2 separate regions of the Homo sapiens genome follow, and region 1 is linked to region 2. A link is a loop called in an ENCODE intact Hi-C map of the cell type or tissue named here. Cell type or tissue: endothelial cell of umbilical vein. All regions are shown on one strand. Links, peaks and the distances in the headings refer to the core of each region. The heading gives the core; the rest is flanking DNA. Region 1 holds the start of UBE2I-AS1 (UBE2I antisense RNA 1). Region 2 holds the start of UNKL-AS1 (UNKL antisense RNA 1).

Evidence for each region. A loop is a pair of places that touch in the nucleus more often than their neighbours do. Peaks named below come from ENCODE experiments on the same cell type or tissue, not always from the same donor. Only the 100,000 strongest peaks of a DNase experiment are listed, where the experiment ranks them.
Region 1: it touches region 2 in a loop (2.3-fold over the local background); 29 of 110 quality-filtered maps call a loop at or near these places.

What each region holds. Positions count from the first base shown.
Region 1 is chr16:1,296,671-1,308,760 of GRCh38, forward strand. It overlaps UBE2I-AS1 (UBE2I antisense RNA 1), which reads right to left and starts at 2,935. Exons shown (of 2, transcript NR_198996.1): 1 at 2,426-2,935. RefSeq lists silencers at 4,307-4,456, 4,627-4,676, 12,035-12,090. In endothelial cell of umbilical vein, for the core only: a CTCF peak has its summit at 4,398 (motif pointing right); a DNase peak (open chromatin) is centred at 4,401.
Region 2 is chr16:1,401,400-1,413,489 of GRCh38, forward strand. It overlaps UNKL (unk like zinc finger), which reads right to left. Exons shown (of 15, transcript NM_001372107.1): 3 at 1,769-1,945; 4 at 169-302. It overlaps UNKL-AS1 (UNKL antisense RNA 1), which reads left to right and starts at 6,995. Exons shown (of 2, transcript NR_188570.1): 1 at 6,995-7,493; 2 at 10,530-10,852. RefSeq lists silencers at 6,773-6,950, 6,829-6,878, 6,929-6,998, 7,269-7,418. In endothelial cell of umbilical vein, for the core only: no CTCF peak of the experiment used is centred there; a DNase peak (open chromatin) is centred at 6,852; H3K4me3 peaks cover 468 bases.

The sequences.
Region 1 (12,090 bases), core at 3,343-5,842, 110 kb before region 2:
CCTCCACTACGCCCAGCTAATTTTTGTATTTTTACTACAGACGGGGTTTCACCATGTTGGTGAGGCTGGTCTCGAACTCCTGACCTCGTGATCCACCCGCCTCAGCCTCCCAAAGTGCTAGGATTACAGGTGTGAGCCACCATGCCCAGCCCCAAGACAATTTACTTCTATAGAAGGGTGCATCTCACGGATGGAGCAATGGCGAGAGCACACCTGGACAGGGGAGGGGAAGGGGTTCTTATCCCTGACGCCGGCAGCCCCTCCTGCTGTGTGGTTCCCCTATTGGCTAGGGTTGGACCACACAGTCTAAGCTAATTCCAATTGGCTATTTTAAAGAGAGCAGGGGTACGAGTCGGAGTGGCAGAGTGAGTAGTTTGGCAGGAAGGACAGTTATAGAACAGGTGACTCAGGATGTGTCAGGGCAGAGCAGGTGACAGGGTGACTCAGGGCAGAGCAGATGACCAGGGAAGAGATGTGAGCTACTGATTAGAACTGGTGGGAAAGTTGTTTACTGAAAGTAGAGGCAAGGGAGCAAAGAACCAGGAAGTTAAGCTTTAAAATGGAGAATCAAAGAATAAGAGAGCTGAACAAACTGACATGCTGATTCTTTGAAGAGAAACTCGGAGTTCACTATATTTAACACAGTGAGCTGATACAGTGCCACTGCATTCCAGCTGGCAACAGAGCAAGACTCTCTCTCCAGAAAAAAAAAAAAAACAGCTGTAGCCCAGACACCTTCACACATTCTCAGGACCTCCTAAGGCTGTGTCATGGCCAAATCCTTAACCCTGGCAAAATAAACTTCTAAATTGATTGAGACGTATCTCAAATACTTTTTGGCTTACATATCCTTTGTAATAAATCTGTAATAGTAAATAAAGCATTTCCCTGAGTCCTGTGAGCCACTCTAGCAAATTGTTGGGCTCAAGAGGTGGGTCCTGGGAATGGCCTATTTGTAGCCAGGTCAGACAGAAATCGTGGGTAACCTGTGGGTAACCACAGTCCAATGCCTGGCAGGTCAGCGTACCAATGCCAAGGGCTGTGGCAGGGAAGCGTTTTATTTTTATTATTTTTTTTAAGACAGAGTCTTGCTCTGTTGCCCAGGCTGGAGTACAGTGGCATGACCTCGGCTGACTGCAACCTCCACCTCCTGGGTTCAAGTGAGTCTGCTACCTCAGCCTCCTGAGTAGTTGGGATTACAGGTGCCCGCCACCACGCCCAGCTAATTTTTTTATTTTTACTAGAGATGGGGTTTCACCATGTTGGCCAGGATGGTCTCAATCTCTTGACCTCGTGGTCCACCCACCTCGGCCTCCCAAAGTGCTGGGATTATAGGCGTGAGCCACTGTGCCCGGCCTGAAATTCCTTATAGACGCATATCTCCCCCCACAAAAGATGGCTTTGCAGGGCCATTTCAAAATATAGCAAAGAAACATAATTCGGAGGCCAGGCACAGTGGCTCATGTCTGTGTCTTTTTAGTTTTTTGTAGAGATGGGATCTCACTGTGTTTCCCAGGCTGGTCTCAAACTCCTGGGCACAAATGATCCTCCCACCTGGGCCTCCCAAAGTGCTGGAATTATAGGTGTGAGCCACCGTGTCTAGCCTGAGAAAGGGGAACGCTTGTGTCCTAAAGATGGGTGTATTAATTTCCTGCCACTGCTGTAACAAATTACCACAAACATGGTAGTTTAAAACAGTGGAAATTATTTATGTGTTTAAGTCCTGTCTTTTCTTATTGTCATGATGGCTGTGCCACTCCCTGCTGCCTCCATGGCCACGCTGTCCCCTCCTGTTTGCGTCCCCTCTGTGGAACCCTCTTTTTTTTTTTCAGGTGAAGTTTCACTCTGTCACCCAGGCTGGAGTGCAATGGCGTGATCTCCACCTCCCGGGTTCAAGCGATTCTCAGGCCTCAGCCTCCGGAGTAGCTGGGATTACAGGCCACCACGCCTGGCTGATTTTTGTAGTTTTAGTAGAGACGGAGTTTCACCATGATGCCCAGGCTAGTTCCAAACTCCAGACCTCACGTGATTTGCCCGTCTTGGCCTCCCAAAGTGCTGGGATGATAGGCGTGAGCCCCCGCACCCGGTGAGCCCCTCTTATTAGAAAGATGCACAGGATCCCGGTGAACCCCTCTTATTAGAAAGATGCACAGGATACTGTTCAGAGCCCACCTGGATGATCTCCTCTCAGCATCCTTCACTTTTTCACATCATTGGCTACATGAGACCCAAAGGCTCCGGGAATTAGGACACGGACATATCTGTGGGGAGCCACCATTGAGCACGCCACCGTGGGGAGGGGACAAGCATGTACAGACACCCTGGAAGATAATTCAGCCACACTTAGTGAAATTAGGGGTACTCGTGTCCCCTCCTGGACAGACTGTGCCCAGAGAAAATTCTCACACAGAAGAAGATCAGGTACCATTCGAACAGGAGTGCATCCAGAGACGAGGTGGGAGGAAGCCACAGATGTTCACTCAGGGGTTCACTCAGCACCATCACTCGATTCCCAAAGCACGGTGCTGAGAGGAAGATGCCCCCGAACAAGAATCCTTGCCTCAGGCTCTGCTCCGGGGGAGCTGATGGGAGACCCAGACCTAGAGCAAACCCTGGGAAAAGTGCCCAGCTCACGCTGCATTCGAGTTCTGCCAGGGAGCACAGCAATGAAGGGTGTGATGGCCCCAAGTGGATTTCACAGCACTGGGGAATCCGAGAGGTTCCGTCCAATCGCCGGATCCTGGCCCAAGGAGCACGGGCCCTGGTTCTTTCCTCCAGGTCCCGAGGCCAGCAGGGTTTCTCCTTCGATGGTCCTTCTGTCTGTCCCCCAGGGCTCCCTCCTCCTCCCCCAGCTCCGCACAGCAGGCTGCCCCAGCTCCCTGCCCTCTTCACCGGGTCACCCCCCGCACCCGTCCCCCGGGGTGGGAGGACTACTGGACGGCCAGCGGCCAAACCTACGCATGTGACCTACAGCGTATTTCACCACGTCAGGTGAAACCTGAGAACCGCGGGGGCAAAGGTAGAACTTTTTTCTTTTTTCTTTTTTTTTTCCTTTCATGTCTAGTCCTGCAGAGATAACTTTTATTTTCTAAGTGAAATAATTTTTCCCTCTCAAGCTCTAAGTCTGTTTGATTCAGTCAATTGAATCCAGACATTTTCAGTCAACGGCCAGCAAGGTTCCGGCTGGTTCGTTCATTCATTCATTCATTCATTCATTGATTCATTCATTCATTGCACGGATAACTCACTAAGCACCCGCCACAGGTCAGGCACTGCTCCAGACACCAAGAATACGGCAGTGAACGCACAGGCAAATGTCCCTGCTCTCCTGGATCCGCAAGAGGGCACGACCCAGGGAACAGGTTTCAGAGCCAAATTACCCCAGCTTCCAAAAGGTTGAGAAATGCTGTGTAGCTAATGCCCCCCTGAAACGCCTGCACCTGTATACAGGTGCAGTGAACATGCCTGTGTACACCCGCTCCAGCGCACACACACTTACATAAGCGGGTGTAAAACGTGAGCGATTTCTGTAGCCCTGAAAGCCCGTCTAAGAAGCTGAAGTTTGTTTAAAAAAAAAAAAAATTTTAACAGTGCCAGGGTCGCGCGGGAGGCCGGGTGTGGTGGCTCACGCCTGTGATCCCAACACTTTGGGAGGCTGAGGCAGGCGGATCACCTGAGGTCAAGAGATGGAGACCAGCCCTGGCCAACATGGCAAAACCCCATCTCTACTAAAAATGCAAAAGATGAGCCAGGCCTGGTGGGCGCCTGTAATCCCAGCTACGTGGGAGGCTGAGGCACAAGAATCACTTGAACCCAGGAGGCAGAGATTGCAGTGAGCCGAGAACATGCCATTGCACTCCAGCCTGGTCCATAAGAGCGAAACTCAGTCTTAAAAAATAAAAAAAAGCATCAGTCTACCTTGCTAAGAAGCTGAAGTTTCACACGTCGGCTTCAGATGGCGGCTACAGCATCTGACCCACCGTCCACGCGCATGGGAATCCCAGGAGCCCAACCCCACCTGGCTGCAGCCCCATGTCAGGAGACCTGGTCCAACCCGCTGCCCCGCCTCCCCACGCCCTCCTGCTGGGTGGGGTGAGGGCTGAGAGCCCACACGCCCCGGTGTGCGACTCTGCAGAGGAGTGACTGCAGGTCTGCCTGCCCTGCCTCAAGCATCTTAGACACCAGTCAGTGCCCCACTGTCCTGGCCAAAGCGTGTCCTTCGTGCCCCAACACAAGCACAGCCCACTCTGCAGGCGCGGCTCTGGGCTCAGGCATCCGGTGTCCCTGGAGGGGTCTCCACAGGCTCAGGCAGAGCCCCTCCCGGGGGCGGCCCCACGGTGACACCCACTCCAGGGCCATGGCCGTGTCCCCTGAGGCACCAGCGTTTCACGGCAGGGCCAGCAGGGGGCGGCAGGCAGCCCAGGAGGCGGACGGACTCCCGGCAGCTCTGCCCGGCTGGCCGTCTGTGGAGCCCTGTTGACAAACCTCCCCTGGTCTCCTGCTCCAGCGTCCACCCCGCCGCAGGCCCCTCTGCTGACCCCTGCTGCCGTCGCTTGGGTCCCGGCACAGCCCTCTTGCCTCTGCCCGCCCCCTCCCGGGCCGCCTCCTCATGGGGCTTCACGCACCTGCCCAGCCGGGACAGCCAGGTCTGCACTCCACCGGGTCCCAGGCTCCGGGAGCCCAGCAGGACCCAACCTGAGCTCCCCCCTCGACCCTCGGCCACCCAGACCTGCGGACCCGGCATCCCCCAGCCACGCAAACGCTAGGCCAGGGGGTCACCCTGGACTCCCCCTGCCCTCCCACTCCCTGCAAGTCTGAGTCCCAGGTACCCCTCCATCCACCTCTCTGCGTGGCCCTGTCCACACCACCGAGCCCCCACACCCCAGATTTCTGCAGGAGTTCGGCTGAGAGGTTTCCCGCGAGGGTCCTGCCCCTCCCAGCTGCTCCACAGCTCTGATCCAAGCAGAATGCCAATCGCTTGTGTTATGAAGACCCTACTCTGGTGCCCCTCTGCCGGCAGGGGGGAGTCCGAATTCCTTGCTGGGCTCGATTCAGGCAGCCCCCACCCCTGAGCCCTCAGCCTGGCCATTCTGAACCACGCCCTGGCCCACTCTCTCTGACCTCACCCTTCACCGCTGCATCCCGGAAACTCCATGCCCACCTCAATGCCACCTCCTCTAGGAAGGCTGCCCGGACCTGTGAGGGTGTTGGGGCCTCTTTCACTGTCCTCACAATAGTGTGGCTCTGGCTCTGCAGCAACTCCCCCCTTGCTGACCATCTCCCCAGCGGCCTGTCAGCTCAGGACGGAGGTGGTGGCCGGAATGGATCCTCCTTTACCCCAGCACGGTGCTGGCCCAGCATGAACACACATTCAGGGAGCTTCTGCTGTCTTGAAAACAACAGAGAGTAAATATGAAGTTGGGTCGGGCACAGTGGCTCATATCTGTAATCCCAGCACTTTGGGAGGCCGAGGCGGGTGGATCACCTGAGGTTAGGAGTTCCAGACCAGCCTGGCCAACATGGTGAAACCCCGTCTTTACAAAAATACAAAAAGTAGCCGGGCATGATGGCAGGTGCCTGTCAACCCAGCTACTCGGGAGGCTGAGGCGGGAGAATCGCTTGAACCCAGGAGGCGGAGGTTGCAGTGAGCCAAGATTGCCTCACTGCACTCCAGCCTAGGCGAAAGAGCGAGACTCCATCTCAAAAAATAAAAAATAGGCCAGGCATGATGGCTCATGATAGCTCATGCCTGTAATCCCAGCACTTTGGGAGGCCAAGGCGGGTGGATCACCTGAGGTTAGGAGTTGGAGACCAACCTGGCCAACATGGTAAAAATACAAAATTAGCCAGGCGTGGTGGTGTGCGCCTGTAATCCCAGCTCCTCAGGAGGCTGAGGCAGGAGAATTGATTGTACCCAGGAGGAGGAGGTTGCAGTGGGCCGAGATTGCGCCGCTGCACTCCAGCCTGGGAACAGAGTGAGATTTTGTCTCAAAAAAAAAAAAAAAAAAACTAAAACAAACAATAATAAAAATGTTGAATTATAGAGTGGGCAGGGCACAGTGGCTCACGCTGCAATCCCAGCACTTTGGGAAGCTGAGGTGGGACGATCGCTTGAGCCCAGGAGTTACAGACCAGCCTGGACAACGTGGTAAAACCCAGTCTCTACAAAAGGTACAAAAATTAGCGGGGTGTGGATTAGTAGGGTGTGGTAGTTCACACCTGTAGTCCCAGCGACTTGGGAGGCTGTGGTGGGAGGATCGCTCGAGACTGGGGATGTCAAGGCTCCAGTGAGACAGGATTGCAGCACTGCGCTCTAGCCTGGGTGGCACAGTGAGACTCTGTCTCAAAATTAAATCAAATTACATTAAATTAGCCATGCATGGTGGCTCACACCTGTAATCCCAGCACTTTGGGAGGCCGAGGCAGGAGGGTCCCTTGGGCCCAGGAATTTGAGACCAGCCGGGGCAACACAGGGAGACCCTGTCTCTAAATGTATTATTTATTTATTTTTGAGACGGAGTCTCTCTCTGTCACCCAGGCTGGAGTGCAGTGGTGTGATCTCAGCTCACTGCAACCTCCACCCCCCCGGTTCAAGCAGTTCTCCTGCCTCAGCCTCCTGAGTAGCTGGGATTACAGGCGCCTGCCACCACACCTGGCTAATTTTTGTATTTTTAGTAGAGATGGGTTTTCACCATATTGGTCAGGCTAGTCTTGAACTCCTGACCTCAAGTGATCCGCCCACCTCGGCGTCCCAAAGTGCTGGGATTACAGGTTGTGAGTCACTGTGCCCGGCCAAGGGCTGCGATTTAGAGGAGGCCGGAAAGAGCCACCGGGCGGGTGAGGTGGGAGGGCGGGGCATGTGGGTGGGGCACTGCTCAGGGAAAGGCATGGAGGCAGGAAGCAGCCCAGGTGTGCAGGAGCCAGGCTTGGGCAGAGGGACGACGTGGAGGGAATACGGCATGGGCAGGCCACTCCTGCCCTATCCAAGGGCTCCTGGTCTTAGCAGCATCTATCAGAGGCAGAACAGGCTGCAGTCGGGGAGAGAGAGGAGGGTACCTGACCCGCCCACATGTACCAGGACAAGAATGCTGCACGCAGGGCCAGGTGGGAGGAGGAAAGGTCACGCCCCATGCACCCCGGTCTGTGGGCTTTTCCGTCTGTTTCAGAGGGTTGGGGGCCAAAAAGTCCTGGCTCCTGGCTGGACTCTCCCTGCATGGGTTTCCAGGGGCTGCCACGACTCCACCGGGCGCTCTCTTTATTCTCTGCAGTGCTCACGACGGTCATTCCAACTGTGCTGGCCACGACCAGGACTGGAGACCCATCCCTCACCCCAATCTGGTCCCGGCCTCTCTCTTCCGCGACAGAGGTGATCAATTTGGGGATTGGCAGTGACAGGCATCCAATGAGGCCCACCTCTTTGAGAGTGCAGAAAATCAAAGCTGTAGGTCACGGCACAGGGAAACAGAAACGGCCCCAGACTTTGCTCCTACCCCCACCATTCTTCTAGCGGATGGGGACCTGTGAGCCTGGTGACCACCACCAAGGAAGCGGCACAGTCAGGAGCGAGGGAGCGGGCTTTGCTCCTTCTCCCTACTGAGCCTCCCAGCCTGGGGAATTTGAGACTAGAAGACACCCCCTGCACTCTCTGGGGCCAGCCAGAGGCTGAGGGCCCAGGCCTCTACAGTTAGGGGGTTCCCCCAGGGAGCTCGGGAGGAGCCCTGCAGAGCACAGTAGGATCGGGGCACAGCTGGGTCACAGCCTCTGAGCAGTATCTTCTGAAACCCTCATCCTGGCTGGTTGAGCTGCAGGGGAGACCCCCAGAGAGTCGAGGGCGTGTCCTGAATTGGAGGAGGAAGTGAGGTACATCCGGGCTGGAGGGGCAGGAACCAGAGTCTTTTTTTGTTTGCTTGTTTTTTTTTTGTTGTTTTTTTTTGAGACGAGTCTCGCTCTGTCGCCCAGGCTGGAGTGCAGTGGCGAGATCTCCGCTCACTGCAAGCTCCGCCTCCTGGGTTCACGCCATTCTCCTGCCTCAGCCTCCCGAGTAGCTGCGACTACAGGCGCCCACCACCACATCCGGCTAATTTTTTGTATTTTTAGTAGAGACGGGGTTTCACCGTGTTAGTCAGGATGGTCTCGATCTCCTGACCTCATGATCTGCCTGCCTCGGCCTCCCAAAGTGCTGAGCCACCGCGCCCGGCCTTGTTTTGGTTTTTTTGAGACGGTGTCTCACTCTGTCACTCAGGCTAGAGTGCAATGGCATGATCTTGGCTCACTGCAACCTCTGCCTCCTGGGTTCAAGCGATTCTCCTGCCTCAGCCTCCCCAGTAGCTGGGATTACAGACGCCTGCCACCATGCTCAGCTAATTTTTGTATTTTTAGTAGAGATGGGGTTCCACCATGTTGGCCAGGCTGGTCTTGAACTCCTGACCTCAGGTGATCCACCTGCCTCAGCCTACCAAAGTGCTGGGATTACAGGCGTGAGCCACTGCGCCCGGCCCTCCAGAGCCATTTTCTTATTGATGTAGGGATTTTCTATATCCCAGATTTTTTTGTTATTTTTTTGAGACGAAGCTCATTCTGTCCCCCAGGCTGGAGTGCAGTGGTGCAATCTCAGCTCACCGCAACCTTCGCCTGCCGGGTTCAAGCGATTCTTGTGCCTCAGCCTCCCCAGGAGCTGGAGTGGTGTGCACAACCATACCCAGCTAACTTTAGTATTTTTTAGTAGAGACGGGGTTTCACCATGTTGTCCAGGCTGGTCTCGAACTTCTGACCTCAAGTGATCTGCCCACCTCAGCTTCCCAAAGTGCTGGGATTACAGGCGTGAGCCACCGCGCCCAGCCTATTATCCTGGATAATAACTCCTTCTCAGATATGTGAATTTTTTTTTCTTTTTATTTTTAAATGAAGTCTCGTTCTGTTGCCCAAGCTGGAGTGCAGTGACGCCATCTCGGCTCACTGCAACCTCTGCCTCCCGTGTTCAGGAGATTCTCCTGCCTCAGCCTTCGAAGTAGCTGGAATTACAGGCGTGCACCACCACACCCAACTAATTTTTGCATTTTTAGTAGAGACAGGGTTTCACCATGTTGGGCAGGCTGGTCTCAAACTCCTGAGCTCAAGCGATCTGCCCTACTCAGCCTCCCAAAGTCCTGGGATTACCAGCGTGAGCCACCGCGCCTGGCCCGAGGCTGACTTTTGAGCTGGTTTTTGTGCGTGCTCCGGGGTAAGGGTCCACCTTCACTCTACTGCAGAGGCCCTTATTCCTCTGGGGGAATCGGCCCTCAGTGAAGAGGCCTCTGCTCTCAAACCCCTGTGCAGAGCCTGGCCCCAGCAGGCCCCGGAGGGGGCACCCAGGGCACTGGAGGTCCCGCCCTACCGCAGGCAGCTCTGCATCACACTTCCTGCTCCCCTCCCAAGGGGACCAGGGCAAAGGTGGGCGCGTGCCTGGCACAGTCAGCCACAAGCCTTGCCCAGGATCTTATAGTTACTGATTCAAACCCCCCACCCTCTCCAAGCCTCAGTTTCTCCTTTGTACCCAGGGAGCTGGACCCAACAAGTCCCCTCTCCTTGAAAACGTGTGCCAGGTGCAGGCTGCTCAAAGGACACTTGTGGGCTGAGGATGCACAACTGAGGGAGCCTCTTCCCTCCCCCACCTGCTCCATGCCCCTCACCCCCACCTGCTCCATGACCCTCACCCCTACCTGCTCCATGTCCCTCACCCTCACCTGCCACAGCCTCCCCAAACCCCAGCCCCTCCTGGCACTACTTCCCACCAGGACAGGAATTCTCTAGATGCCTGAGCCATGTCTCCTCAGTCCCTCACCACACACACACAGGGAACCAGGGCCTTGTCTTACTTCTCCTGTTCCACAACCTTCTATGGCTCCCATGGCCCACAGGTTCAGGCCCAGGCCCTCCCCAGCCACACACCACATCCAGTCAGTCTCCCCAAGCCCCACTCATGACAAGCCCCCCACCTCACCAGCCCTGCCCTCTCTGTGCCTGAGGCTGCAGCGGGATCCACCGAGGCCCGTGGCTGTCTTGCTTTTCTTCAGCCACGGCTTTTACTGGCTGACGCCTCCCCACACAGCCCTGTGCTGGCATCTTCGCCAGAAAGATGGCGTTGGAACCTTAGCCCATGTCAGGAAGCCAAAGGGCCATATCCCTCTGCCAGGCTTGCCCAGGGGGCTGGTTAAGAATGCAGATTTCAGCTGGGCGTGGTGGTCCACACCTGTAATCCCAGCACTTTGGGAGGCCGAGGTGGGCGGATCACTTGAAGTCAGGAGTTTGAGACCAGCCTAGCCAACATGGTGAAACCCCGTCTCTATTAAAAATACAAAAATTAGCCGGGTGTGGTGGTGCACGCCTGTAATCCCAGCTACTCGGGAGGCTGAGGCAGGAGGATCGCTTGAACTCAGGAGGTGGAGGTTGCAGTAAGCCAAGATGGCGCCACTGCACTCTAGCCTGGGCAACACAGTGAGACTCCATCTCACAAAAAAAAGGAAAAAAAAAAAGCAGATTCCCAGGACCTCAAGGCTGGGGGCCAGGACAGCAGGTGTCTAGACAGGCCACGGAGGCTCTGAGCCTGGGAGTTGCAGCCAGGCCAGGCCCCCGCTGGTCTTGGTGGGACAGGGCTGTGCATGGCTTCCAGGGACTGGATTCTGGGGGAGGCTGCCCCTGCTGCCCTGGACCCACATCCCCACGGCTGCGCCTCCCAGGCAGGCAGACCCAGGGTGTGTGGCTGCCCCTCCTGCTGCAGGTGCCTGACAGGGAAATGCCCGCTGGGGACCCTGTGGGAGGTGGTGGGGGAATGAGTGAGGGAGGGAGGGAGTGAATGAGTGAAGGAGGGAATGAGTGAGTGAGGGAGGGAATTAATGCATGAGTGAGGGAGGGAATGAATGAATGAGGGAGGAAGGGAATGAGTGAGGGAGGGAATGAATGAGTGAGGGAGGGAATGAGTGAGGGAGGGAATGAATGAGGGAGGGAATGAATGAATGAGGGAGAGAGGGAGGGAATGAGGGAGGGAGGCAATGAGTGAGGGATGGAATAAATGAGTAAGGGAGGGAATGAGTGAGGGAGGGAGGGAATGAATGAATGAGGGAGGGAGTGAATGAATGAGTGAGGGAGGAAGTGAATGAGGGAGGAAGGGAATGAGTGAGGGATGGAATGAATAAGGGAGAGAATCAGTGAGGGAGGGAGGGAATGAATGAGTGAGGGAGGGAATGAGTGAGGGAGGCAGGGAATGAATGAGGGAGGGTGGGAATGAATGAGGGAGGGAATGAATGAATGAGGGAGGGAATGAATGAATGAGGGAGGGAGGGAATGAGGGAGGGAGGGAATGAATGAATGAGGGAGGGAATGAACGAATGAGGGAGGGAATGAATGAGGGAGGAATGAGTAAGTGAGGGAGGGAATGAGTTTGTGAGAGTGGGAATGAGTGAGGGAGGGAGGGAATGAATGAATGAGAGAGGAAATGAGTGAGGGAGGGAATGAGTGAGGGAAGGAATGAATGAGTGATGGAGGGAATGAATGAATCAGTGAGGGAGGGAATCAGTGAGGGAGGGAATGAGTGAGTGAGGGAGGGAGGGAATGAATGAGAGAGGGAATGAGTGAGGGAGGGAAGGAATGAATGAGGGTGGGAATGAATGAATGAGGGCGGGAATGAATGAATGAGGGCGGGAATGAGTGAGAGTGAGAATGAGTGAGTGAGGGAGGGAATGAATGAGTGAGGGAGGGAATGAGTGAGGGAGGGAATGAGTGAGTGAGGGAGGGAATGAGTGAGGGAGGGAATGAGTGAGTGAGGGAGGGAATGAGTGAGTGGGAATGAATGAGTAAGTGAGGGAGGGAATGAGTGAGTGAGGGTGGCAATGAATGAGTAAGTGAGGGAGGGAATGCGTGAGAGAGGGAAGGAATGATTGAGTGATGGAGGGATCGAATGAATGAGGGAGGGAGGGAATTAGTGAGGGAGGGAGGGAATTAGTGAGTGAGGGAGGGAATGACGGAGTAGGGGAGGGAATGAATGAATGAGTGAGGGAGGGAATGAATGAATGTGGTCACTCCCCGCGGTCCCCAAGCACCCGGACACCGTGACCT
Region 2 (12,090 bases), core at 5,681-8,180:
CCCACCCCCTGTTGGGGAGGGCTTGGTATTGGACTCCACGAGCCTCGGTTTCCCCATCTGATCACCTTGCACGTAAACTGAAAGGCACAGGGAACCAAGTGGCCCGAGCTGTTCTCGCGCTGTGCCCGCCCCCCCCACCACCGCCCTCAGCTGCGGCCGTGGAGTTACCTTGCCACCGGGGGTCCTCGCTCAGGATCTTCTCAATCATGGCCTGGCTGGCCAAGACCCCAGGCTGCAGATCCGGGACCCCTTCCCCGCCGCCCAGCTGGCCGTTCTGCAAGGCTTCCTGGGCCTGCAGCTCCCTGCAAGCCGAGGACACAGTGGTCACAGCTCTGCATCTGGAGCCTCCAAAGCTGAAACGAGGTCACTGGAGGGCACGCTCCCCTCCCACCACTGCACAGAGAGGCTGCTGCCGAAGGGTTCAGGACGGAGTCTCAGTGTGTGGCGCTCCGCTGTCCTGGCCCGCAGTCCTCATCCAAATCCCAACCACTTCATTTTGTTTGCTTTGTCTTGTTTGAGACAGGGTCTGGCTCTGTCCCCCAGGCTGGAGTGCAGTGACGCAATCACAGCTCATTGCAGTCTCCATCTCCCGGGCTCAAGCGATCCTCCCACCTTGGCCTCCCAGAGCACTGGGATTACATGTATGGGCCACTATGCTCAGCCCCACCCAAGTAAGAGCGGAGTTTTGTGTGGGCAGGATTCGCTTTTCTGCAGCCCCAGACCATGTGCTGAGTTCGTTCTCCTGGAAAGCAGCAGTGCCTCACGGCCTCAACCCCAGTGAGCTGCCCTCCGGACCCAGAAGAGAAACACACAGTGAGAAGAGCTGAAGGACTGTCTGCCCCAGACTGTGTGCTGAGTTCGTTCTCCTGGAAAGCAGCAGTGCCTCACAGCCTCAACCCCAGTGAGCTGCCCTCCGGGCCCAGAAGAGAAACACACAGTGAGAAGAGCTGAAGGACTGTCTCATTAGAAATAACATCCAGAGGCCAGGTGCAGCGGCTCACGTCTGTAATCCCAGAATTTCAGGAGGCCGAGGCGGGCAGATCATGAGGTCAGGAGATGGAGACCATCCTGGCTAACACAGTAAAACCCTGTCTCTACTAAAAATACAACAAAATAACCCAGGCATGGTGGTGTGCGCCTGTAGTCCCAGCTACTCGGGAGGCTGAGGCACGAGAATGGCGTGAACCCAGGAGGTAGACGTTGCAGTGAGCCAAGATCACGCCACTGCACTCCAGCCTGGGTAACAGAGCGAGATTCCATCTCAAAAAACAAAAAAAGAAAAGAAAAGAAAGAAATAACATCCAGAGGCCAGGCGCAGTGGCTCACTGTAATCCCAGCACTTTGGGAAGCCAACGTGGGTGGATCACAAGGTCAGGAAATCGAGACCATCCTGACTAACATGGTGAAACCCCATCTCTACTAAACATACAAAAAAAAAAAAAATTAGCTGGGCGTGGTGGTGGTCACCTGTAGTCCCAGCTACTCGGGCAGCGGAGGCAGGAGAATGGTGTGAACCCAGGAGGCAGGGCTTGCAGTGAGCTGAGATCGCGCCGCTGCACTCCAGCCTGGGTGACAGAACGAGAATCCGTCTCAAAAAAAGCAAAAAAAGGACTAACATCCAGACTCAGAAAGAAATTCTGGAGGAGAGAGATTTGGGCCAGCAGAGCCTGCAGCAGCAGGGAGGCGAGCCACTTGCCGAGTTCCTGCTCATCCAGCAGAGCCCACAGCAGCAGGCAGGCCAAGTGCCCACTCGTGGATGCCCACTCACCTGACGTCACACACGGGCGGCCGCAGGTCCAGGGGGCCGTGCGCGAAGGCACAGTGCAGCCCATTCTTCACGCAGTGGCCACGTGCGTCTGTCTCGTGGATGCAGGTTCCTGTTTTGTAGTAACGCAGGTGGTACTTGCGTTCTGTGTCCCCCGTCGTCCGGTGCAGGTAGGGACACCTGGGGAGCAGAGAGGCACGCAATGCCTGGTTATCATGGACCCAGAGGCAGCCCTAAGCTCCCTGGGTCCACGCCCTGTCAGCACGTGGCAAGCAGTGAATTCCCTTCCCTTCTTCCAGATTCCTGTTCTAATCAGAAGGACGGACACACTGGACGCAGCACCTGTCCCCAAATGTGGAACCGCCCAGGTACACAGACCACCGCAAACCCCCAGTCAACCAGTCAAACACAGTAAGAAACACAGACCATCGCAAACCCCCAGTCAGCCAAACACAGCAGGAAACACAATGCTGAATTTCCACAAAGCTCATCCTTCCTAATGTTCCAAATAAACCTTTAAACCTGTGTGGGAATGAGAGTTCATGCCCTGCACGCAGGCTGCGTCACCTTCCTTACCCGTCGCAGTCACAAAGTGGGGGCCCCTCCTGCCCAGCGTCCTGCTGCTTTCAGGGACCCCAGGAGGGAGGTAGGGGAGGGAACAAGCACAGGGCCCTGGACGCGGCTTGGGGGACACGAGGGGGATGGGCAGAAGAGGCGGCAGATGGCGTGGTGGGGAACACAGGTGAGGTAGCATCACCATCCCATGGGCCACCTGCAGGCCCAGAGCCATGCTCCTGGGGAGTCACAGGCAGCTCCTGAAGCACGATGGGGTGCAGTGGAGAGGGGAAGCAGCTGCCAAGGCTCAAGTCATAGGCAGGCAGCAGCGACGGAGACAAGGAGACGACACAAACCGCTCTGGCATTCCTGGGCGCCTCCAGGTAGGTCACTCCAGAAGGAGGCAAAGGGACGCACAGAGGACCCTGAGTCATCAATGGTGTCGAGCCCTGGCTGGTCACAGAATCACCCTGAGTGGCCCAAGGGCCAAGGCAGAGGATGACATGGGCCGTCACTGCAGGCCCCCAAATGTAAGGACTGAAACCTTCACCTCCAGCTCCAACTGGGGAGCTCCGTGAGGGCCCCGCCCACCTCACTGTGCACAGGGCTGCAGCCTGGGCACTAGGAGCTCCAGCCAGGGATGGCTGGGGACCAAGAGCGATTCAGCAACACCAGGTCTAGCCCCATCCTCTAAGGTCAGGAAACAGAGACACAGAGTTCAGAGAGGCCGACCCAGGCTCCGCTGGGCACCTGTGATGTGCCAGACACTGAAAGCTGAGGGTCGACAGAGGCAGAAGAAGGGGTGCCTGGCTGGCTCTCAGGGTCCCCAGGAGCCAGCCAAGCAAAAGTCAAATTACAACGCTACCTTGGTACCCAGCGATCCTGCTCCTAAGTACACATCCAAAAAACCTGGAGGCAGGGTCTTCAGGAGACACCTGCACACCCATGTTCACAGCAGCGTCATTCGCAAGAGCCAAGAGGCAGAAACCACCCAAGTGGGCGCCAATGGAGTCAATAAGGAAAGCGCGGGCTTCCATCCACACAACATGGTTAATGCGGGCTTCCATCCACGTGACGGGGTACACGCAGGCTTCCGTCCACAAGACAGGGTAAACGTGGGCTTCTATCCACACAATGGGGTAAACGCGGGCTTCCAGCCACACAGTGGGGTATTTTTCAGACTTAGAAGGAAGGACTGGCACACTGGCTGACATCTGTAATCCCAGCACTTTGGGGGGCAGAGACAGGAGGATTGCTTGAGGCTAGGGGTTCAAGACTAGCCTGGGCAACATGGTGAGTCCCCATCTCTACAACAAATTTAAAAATTAGCCCGGCGTGGTGGTGGACACCTGTGGTCCCAGCTACTTGGGAGGCTGAGGAGGGAGGATCGCTTAAAGCCCAAAAGGCCAAGGCTGCAGTGAGTCGTGATTGTGCCACCACACTTCAGCATGGGCAACAGAGCAAGACCCTGTCTCAAAAAAAAAAAAAAAAAAAAAAAAAAAAAGGAGGCGAGGAAGGAAGGGAGGGAGGGAGAGGAAAGAAAGACAGGGAGGGAGGGAGGGAGAAAGGAAGGAAGGCAGGCAGCCAGCCAGGCAGCTGGGTACAGTGGCTCACGCCTGTGATCCCAGAACTTTGGAAGGCCAAGGCGGGTGGATCACGAGCTCAAGAGTTCAAGACCAGCCTGGCTGGTCTACTAAAAATACAAAATTTAGCCGGGCATGATAGCAGGCGCTTATAATCCCAGCTACTCGGGAGGCTGAGGCAGGGAATTACTTGAACCCGGGAGGCGGGGGTTGCAGTGAACCGAGATCGCGCCACTGTACTCCAGGCTGGGTGACAAGGGCAAAACTCCATCTCAAAAAAAAAAAAGAAACTGGAAAAAGTTTTAAGAAAATGCCTTACTCTTACGGACACCTAGGAGGTGAGAGGGAATACCTAAGAGAAAGCACAGAGCCATTGCTCACGGATGCCCAAGGAGGGGACGCACGAGCCCCCGGGGGTCGGGTGACAAACACGGTTCTCAAACTCATCCGAGACAATCAGTGAGCAGAGCCACGTGATTACACCCAGCACATGGGCACCGCTCTGCCTCACGCTCCAATGCCCTGGACCCACCGAGACCAGAGGATAGGAGGCAGCCAGATCCTGGAGTGCAAGAAGCTGCCCTTCCCTCAGGAAGCTCTCACCTGAACCCAAGGAGGGTCCACCAGACCCCCTTAACACATTCTCGAGACTGCGAGCCACATGCATCAAAATCACCTAGGAGGCCCGTGGCCCATGTGGTCCCCCCAGCTGGTGTGGACGAGGCCCGTGGATCTGCACTGCCGGCTGGTTCCCAGGGAACGTGCGAGAACCACCGGGCTTAGGAGACAGGCAGTGTACACGACTCCCTTCCAGCTTAAGGACGCAGGCATAGGTGGGGGGCCCAGAGCACAGCACTGAAACAGCTGGGGGTGATGGGAGGAACAGGCGTACTCCCATGCCGGGCTATATTGCTAATTTTTTTTTTTTTTGAGACAGAGTCTCACTGTTGCCCAGGCCGGAGTGCAGTGGCACAATCTCAGCTCACTGCAACCTCTGCCTCCTGCGTTTAAGCGATTCTCCTGCCTCAGCCTCCCGAGTAACTGGGATTACAGGCACCTGCCACCATGCCTGGCTAATTTTTGTATATTTAGTAGAGACAGGGTTTCACCATGTTGACCAGGCTGGTCTTGAACTCCTGACATCAGGTGATCCGCCTGCCTTGGCATCCCAAAGTGCTGGGATTACAGGCGTGAGCCACCGCGCCCGGCCTAATTTTTTTGTAGAGACAGAATCTTGCTGTTTCCCAGGCTGGTCCCAAACTCCTGGGCTCAAGCGATCCACTTGCCTAGGCCTCCTGAAGTATTTGGACTGCAGGTATGAGCCACTGCACCCGGATGCCTCTGAGTTTTAAAGACTGCTCGCACGTCCCAGGCCGGCCGTGGGCTTTCCTCTTGCTCCCAAAGCCCAAGCTCATCATGAGATCAGTTTAAACAGCAAATTCTACACACCCTGAAGTGAGTGGAACTTTCACCTACGCCTTAGGTCCTAAGGCATTCAACATTTTAAAATTAAATATTGCAAGAGGATCTTTTAATAGAAAGATCAGACTCCTGGCCGGGCACAGTGGCTCACGCCTGTCATTCCAGAACTTTGGGAGGCTGAGGCAGGTGGACCACCTGAGGTCAGGAGTTAAGAGATCAGCCTGGCCAACATGGTGAAACCCCATCTCTACTAAAAATACACACATACACAAAAATTAGTTGGGCATGGTGGCGCACGCCTGTAATCCCAGCTACTCGGGAGGTTGAGGCAGGAGAATCACTTGAACCCGGGAGGTGGATGCTGCAGTGAGCCGAGATCGTGTCACTGCACTCCAGCCTGGGTGACAGAGGGAGACTCGATCTCAAAAAAAAGAAAGAAAGAAAAAAAAAAGATCAGACTCCAGACCCGCCAGATACAAGCAGCAACAGTTAATCTTAGAAATGGATACTTGGAAAAGTTTCTCCTCCCACCAGTTACTCACAGAATGCACAGTGGAGACCCAGCTAGGCACACCCCGGACCCATCCAGACAGGAGTTCTGCACCTGCCGGACGACAGAGGCCTGGGGAGGCGCACAGGGCAAGCGGGAAGTGTCAGGTCTGTCAGGTGACACCGCCAAACAGAGCTCTGGAAAGAAGACAGAGGCCGGGCGCAGTGGCTCATTCCTGTAATCCCAGCACTTTGGGAGGAGAGGTGGGTGGATTACTTGAGCCCAGGAGTTCGAAACCAGCAAGACCCCACCCCTACAAAAAATACAAAAATTCAGCTGGGCGTGGTGGTGTGCGCCTATGGTCCCAGCTACTTTGGAGGCTGAGGTGGGAGGATCACTTGAGCTCAGGAGGTTGAGGTTGCACTGAGCCAAGATCACACCACTGCACTCCAGCCTGGGCGACAGAGTGAGGCCCTGTCAAAAAAAAAAAAAAAAGGACAAACCTGTGTCTGTGTGTCAATCTGGAAAAGTGGCACCACAGGAATGGGGCAAGCCTGTTTTTTCTGAGAACGAGACCCAGGGTGGCTGCAGGGCCACAGTGCAGGAGCGCTCTTCTGGACAGGGGTGGGCTGGCAGATGGCCACTCGTTCTGTGGCTACACAGCTGCAGGCCACGTGTATTTTTTTTTCCCAATGAAAATGGGCCTAGAGGCTGGGCATGGTGCCTCAGGCCTGTAATCTCAGGACTCTGGGAAGCCTAGGCATATGGATCGCTTGGGTACTCCGGAGGCTGAGGCACGAGGATCAGCTGAGTCCAGGAGGCAGAGGTTGCAGTGAGCCAAGATCGAGCCACGGCACTCCAGCCTGGGAGACAGAGCCAGACCCTGGCTCAAAAGAAAAACAAAAAAAAGATGGACCCTGGAGAGGCCCGGGGTCCCGCGGGGCGCCTTTTCTATTTCTTTACCGCAATCTGTTTAAAGAGAAAAGCAAGCGCCTGCCCCTCAGCTACACCCCCGGGGCCTCAAGGCCACGCCCACATGGGAGCTGCCCCCCCCCCCAACGACCAGGACGGTTCCCACGGGGGCGGGGCTTCACACGTGACCCGGGACAGCCAATCGCGGGCGCGCAGCGGAGGGGCGTGTCGCGCGGAACAAAAGGCCTTTCCCGAGCGGGGCGGGGCGGGGCCGAGATCACGCTGATGCCCACAGGACCGGCACGGCGTGGGGTGCAACAAGGGGCAGCCACCCACCTAGGAAAGGGTGCACAGTGGGGGCACCCACGGGGGCAGGCACCGGAGGGGGTGCCCACAGAGGATAGAGGACGCCGAGAAGTGACCTGGGGAGCCATAGGATGAGGAAGAGAGAAGAGATGACAGCAGGGGCTGTAGGAGGTCACCCTCCACGGAGGGAGGGGTGACGGCAGAGGCGTCCGCAGGAGCTGGTACCGGTGGGGCTGCCCCCAGGGGGGGCTGACAGAGGCAGCAACTGAGCAGGCAGGGGTGGAGCGAGGTGCCAGCCTGCCGTGGAAAGGAGACGCCAGCAGCGGGGGGCCCTCCTGGGGTCCCAGTCCTGCTCTGCCCCACAGCTCAGCCCCAGCACCTCCAGCCACAACCAAGAGCAACGCCTGATACGGGCTAAGGGTCTCTGCTCTCTGATACACATTCATGTGTAAAATAACAGGTTGGTAGTATCAACACCCAAAATAGAAATTTCTTTTTTTTTTTTTTTGAGTCTTGCTCTGTCGCCAAGGCTGGAGTGCAGTGGCGCGATCTCGGCTCACTGCAACCTCCGCCTCCCACGTTCACGCCATTCTCCTGCCTCAGCCTCCCAAGTAGCTGGGACTACAGGTGCCCGCCACCATGCCCAGCTAATTTTTCTGTATTTTTAGTAGAGACGGGGTTTCACCATGTAGGATGGTCTCGATCTCCCGACCTCGTGATCTGCCCGCCTCGGCCTCCCAAAGTGCTGGGATTACAGGCGTGAGCCACCGCGCCCAGCCAAAATAGAAATTTTAAAAACCAATGAACTAAAGAAAAGGAAGGCCCTGTCCTTATTCTGAACGTTCCTTTATTTACAAATTCCGAGGCAACCCTTAATGAGAACCAGAACGGGTACTTCAATAGGACAAACTGGCTATTCCCTTTGTTCAGCGATGAGAAAGTCCCACTCCCGTGGAATGAAGGATAATTATGGAGGAGAGATCTCAGGGGAGGCAGCCTGTCAGACACTTCCTAAAGGGCCGGTCGAAGCAAGTCATTCACACGCTACAAACAAAATCTTAAATAAAATAAGGAAATTTCCTTACTATGTGTGCATATACCCAGGTATCCAAAACAAAACACCAAACAGGCATCTTAGCCCCACTTACCACCCTCAATTATAAACTGTAAGCCATTCAGACAGCAGGCTAATATTTTTGTAATGATGTTATGGAACTGCTACTTGAGCACAGCTTGAAGTGACCACCTAGAGGCAGGCGCTTACTACAGCACTGTCCATCCCTGTAAGAACTGGATACCACCCTGTGCCTAGCAGTGAGGCTGAGTCCACACCAAGACACCCAGACTCCGCAACAAAAACTTATGAGGCCGGGCGCGGTGGCTCATGTCTGTAATCCCAGCACTTTTGGAGGCCAAGGCTAGCGGATCACCTGAGGTCAGGAGTTCAAGACCAGCCTGGCCAACATGGTGAAACCCATCTCTACTAAAAACACAAAAATTAGCCAGGCATGGTGGCACACGCCTGTAATCCCAGCTACTCAGGAGGCTGAGGTACAATAATTGCTTGAACCCAGGAGGCAGAGGATACAGGAGCCCAGATCGCACCACTTCACTCCAGTCTGGTAGATAAAGCGAGAGCGAGACTCCATCTCCAAAAAAAGAAACAGTTATGAAAAGATGCTTTCTCGCCGGGTGCAGGGCTGCACACCTGTAATCCCAGCACTTTGGGAGGCTAAGGTGGGAGGACTGCTTAAGTCCGGGAGGTCGAGGCTGCAGTGGGCTGTAATGGCACCACTGCACTCCAGCCTGGGTGACAAAGCAAGACCCTGTCTCAGAAAAAAAAAAAAAAGAGAGAAAAAGATGCTTTATCTTTATGCATTAAAAGCATCACCTGGCCAGGCACGGTGGCCCATGCCTGTAATCCCAGCACTTTGGGAGGCCGAGGCGGGTGGATCACCTGAGGTCAGGAGTTCGAGACCAGCCTGACCAACATGGAGAAACCCCATCTCTACTAAAAATACAAAATTAACCGGGCGTGGTGGCACATGCCTGTAATCCCAGCTACTTGGGAGGCTGAGGCAGGAGAATCGCTTGAACCCGGGAGGTAGAGGTTGCGGTGAGCCGAGATCACGCCACTGCACTCCAGCCTGGGTGACATAGAGTGCTGCCAATCAGTGCCCTGTATTCAACACTGGAGTGGGGTCAGACAGGCTGGGTGCTCGTCTTCACACTTCCAGGACCCCCACACCAGAGTTAAGCAGCAGTGGCCCTACTTGCAACTCAGGATCCCAGGTCTGGGCAGATAAGGGGCTTGACCAAGGGAAATCAGGGGCTGAGCCCAGACATCAACTAGACAAATACCTGCCTTTGAAAGCCCCATTTGCGGAAAACAGTGGCTTAAAAACCAATTCAATTATGCACTTTCAGAACCGCCTTGAAGTACATCACCATCCTAACCAAAATGGGCTGACTACATTATTTCAAGTTTAGGCATCAACCTGCCTTAACAACACTATGGCCGGGTGTGGTGGTTTGCACCTATAATCCCTGCACGTTGGAGAGGCCAAGGTGGGAAGATCGCTTGAGGCCGGGTAACACAGCGAGACTCCATCTCTACAAAAAAATTAAAAATGAGCCGAGGTGTGTGGTGGCTCACACCTGTAATCCTAGCACTCTGGGAGGCTGCGGTGGGAGGATCTCTTGGGTCCAGGAGTTTGAGACTGAGACCAGCCTGGACAATGTAGCAAAACCCCTTCTCTACTAAAAATACAAAAACAATTAGCCAGGCGTGGTGTAGAGAGTCTATAGCTCCAGAGGCTGAAGTGGGAGAATCACTTGAGCCCAGGAGGTAGAGGCTGCAATGAGCTGAGATCGTACCACTGCACTCCAGCCTGGGCAACCAGAGTGAGACTCGGTCTCAAAAACAAAATAATAAATAAAATAAAATAAATTAGCCAGGAGTGATAGAGCACTCCTGTGGTCCCAGCTGCTCAGGAGGCTGAGGCAGGAAGATGGTTTGAGCCCTGGAGGTTCAAGTTGCAGTGAGCCGTGTTCATGCCCCTGCACTCCAGCCCAGGGCACAGAGCAAGACCCTGTCTCAAAAAACAAAAACAGCCGGGCGCGGTGGCTCATGCCTGTAATCCCAGCACTTTGGGACGCCGAGGCGGGCAGATCACGAGGTCAGAAGTTCAAGACCAGCCTGACCAACATGTAGAAATCCCGTCTCTACTAAAAATACAAAAATTAGCTGGGCGTGGTGGCACGCGCCTGTAATCCCAGCTACTCGGGAGGCTGAGGCAGGAGAATCGCTTGAACCTGGGAGGCGGAGGTTGCAGTGAGCTGAGATGGCGCCACTGCACTCCAGCCTGGGTGACAGAGACTTCGTCTCAAAACAAAAACAAAACAAACACTATTTAACTAATGTACAATTAAAAACATTTCAGTATTTAAAGTTTCTAGCGTCCTTAAAAAAAATTTTTTTTAATTTATCGCCTAGGCTAAGCACTGTTGAAAAAATAAAGGAAAACAGACTTCACAAGGATCTCCGTGCTGAAAGCAGCCTTCAACAGGAAGGTCCCTGGAGAATCAGCTCCTTCCAAAAGATCAGGGGATGAAGACTTCAAGACCGCAACTGCTGCTGTCTCACCCCTAGGCAGGAATGGACCACCCTCCGCCCTCCACCCTCCGCCAGCAGCCCACAGGAAGCAAGTAGAACCTGATACCACCTCCCGCCAGTCTGTGAATATATAATCTGACTTGTATTTTCCCTGTTTTCCCATTTTGCATACTTCAGAATAAAGACATCTGTTCATAACACTATTAGGAACCTTGTAAAAAAAGAAAAAAATCAACCAAAACAAAACCTTGATTTCTTAACTTTAAAAGTGCTACATAGGGGCCAGGCGTGGTGGCTCACGCCTGTAATCCCAGCACTTTGGGAGGCCAAGGAGGGAGAATCACCTGAGGTCAGGAGTTCGAGACCAGCCTCGCCAACATGGCGAAACCTCAACTCTATTAAAAATACAAAAACTTAGCTAGGCGTGGTGGCGGGTGCCTGTAATCCCAGCTATTCAGGAGGCTGAGGCAGGTCACTTAAACCTGCACAAGGCAGAGGTTGCCGTGAGCCAAGATCAAGTCACTGCACTCCAACCTGGGTGACAGAGCGAGACTCAGTCTCGATGCTACATAAATGAGCCTGCACATAAAAACTTTACTGTCTTAAAATTAAAATAAATACGTAAACATCAAGAGACGAAACATCCCAGATATATTCTACAGCGTGAATATTCTAACAAGCTCTCTGTGTGGAAAGCAACCGACCACTACAAAACGCTTCAAAACCTGGCCGGGCGCAGTGGATCATGCCTGGAATCCCAGTACTTTGGGAGGCCAAGGAGGGAGGATCGCTGTGCCCAGGAGGTTGAGACCAGACCAGGCTACAGCAAGAACCCTGTCTCTATAGAAACACAAAACAAGGCACTTGGCCAGAGGTTGGTTCTCATGCAGGAACTGTGTCAAATCAGAGTGGGAAACAGCTAGGCACAGTGGCTCACACCTGGAATCCCAGCACTTTGGGAGGCTGAAGCAGGAGGATTGCTTGAGCCCAGAAGTTCAAGACCAGCCTGGGCAATGTAGTGAGACCCCATCCCTACAAAAACTATGCAAAATTAGCTGGCATGGCATGAGCCTGTAGTCCCAGCTACTTGGGAGGCTGAGAAGGGAAGATCACTTGAGCCTAGGAGTTGGTGGCTGCAGTGAGCCGTATCCTATCATTGCACTCCAGCCCCAGCGACAGAGCAAGACCCTGTCTCAAAAAAAAAAAAAAAAAAAAAAAAAAAAAAAAAAAAAAAGTGGGGCCGGGTACGGTGGCTCATGCCTGTCATCCCAGCACTTTGGGAGGCCGAGGTGGGTGGATCACCTGAGGTTGGGAGTTCGAGACAAGCCTAACCAACATGGAGAAACCCTGTCTCTACTAAAAATAAAAAATTAGCTGGGCATGGTGGCACATGCCTGTAATCCCAGCTACTCCGGAGGCTGAGGCAGGAGAATCACTTGAA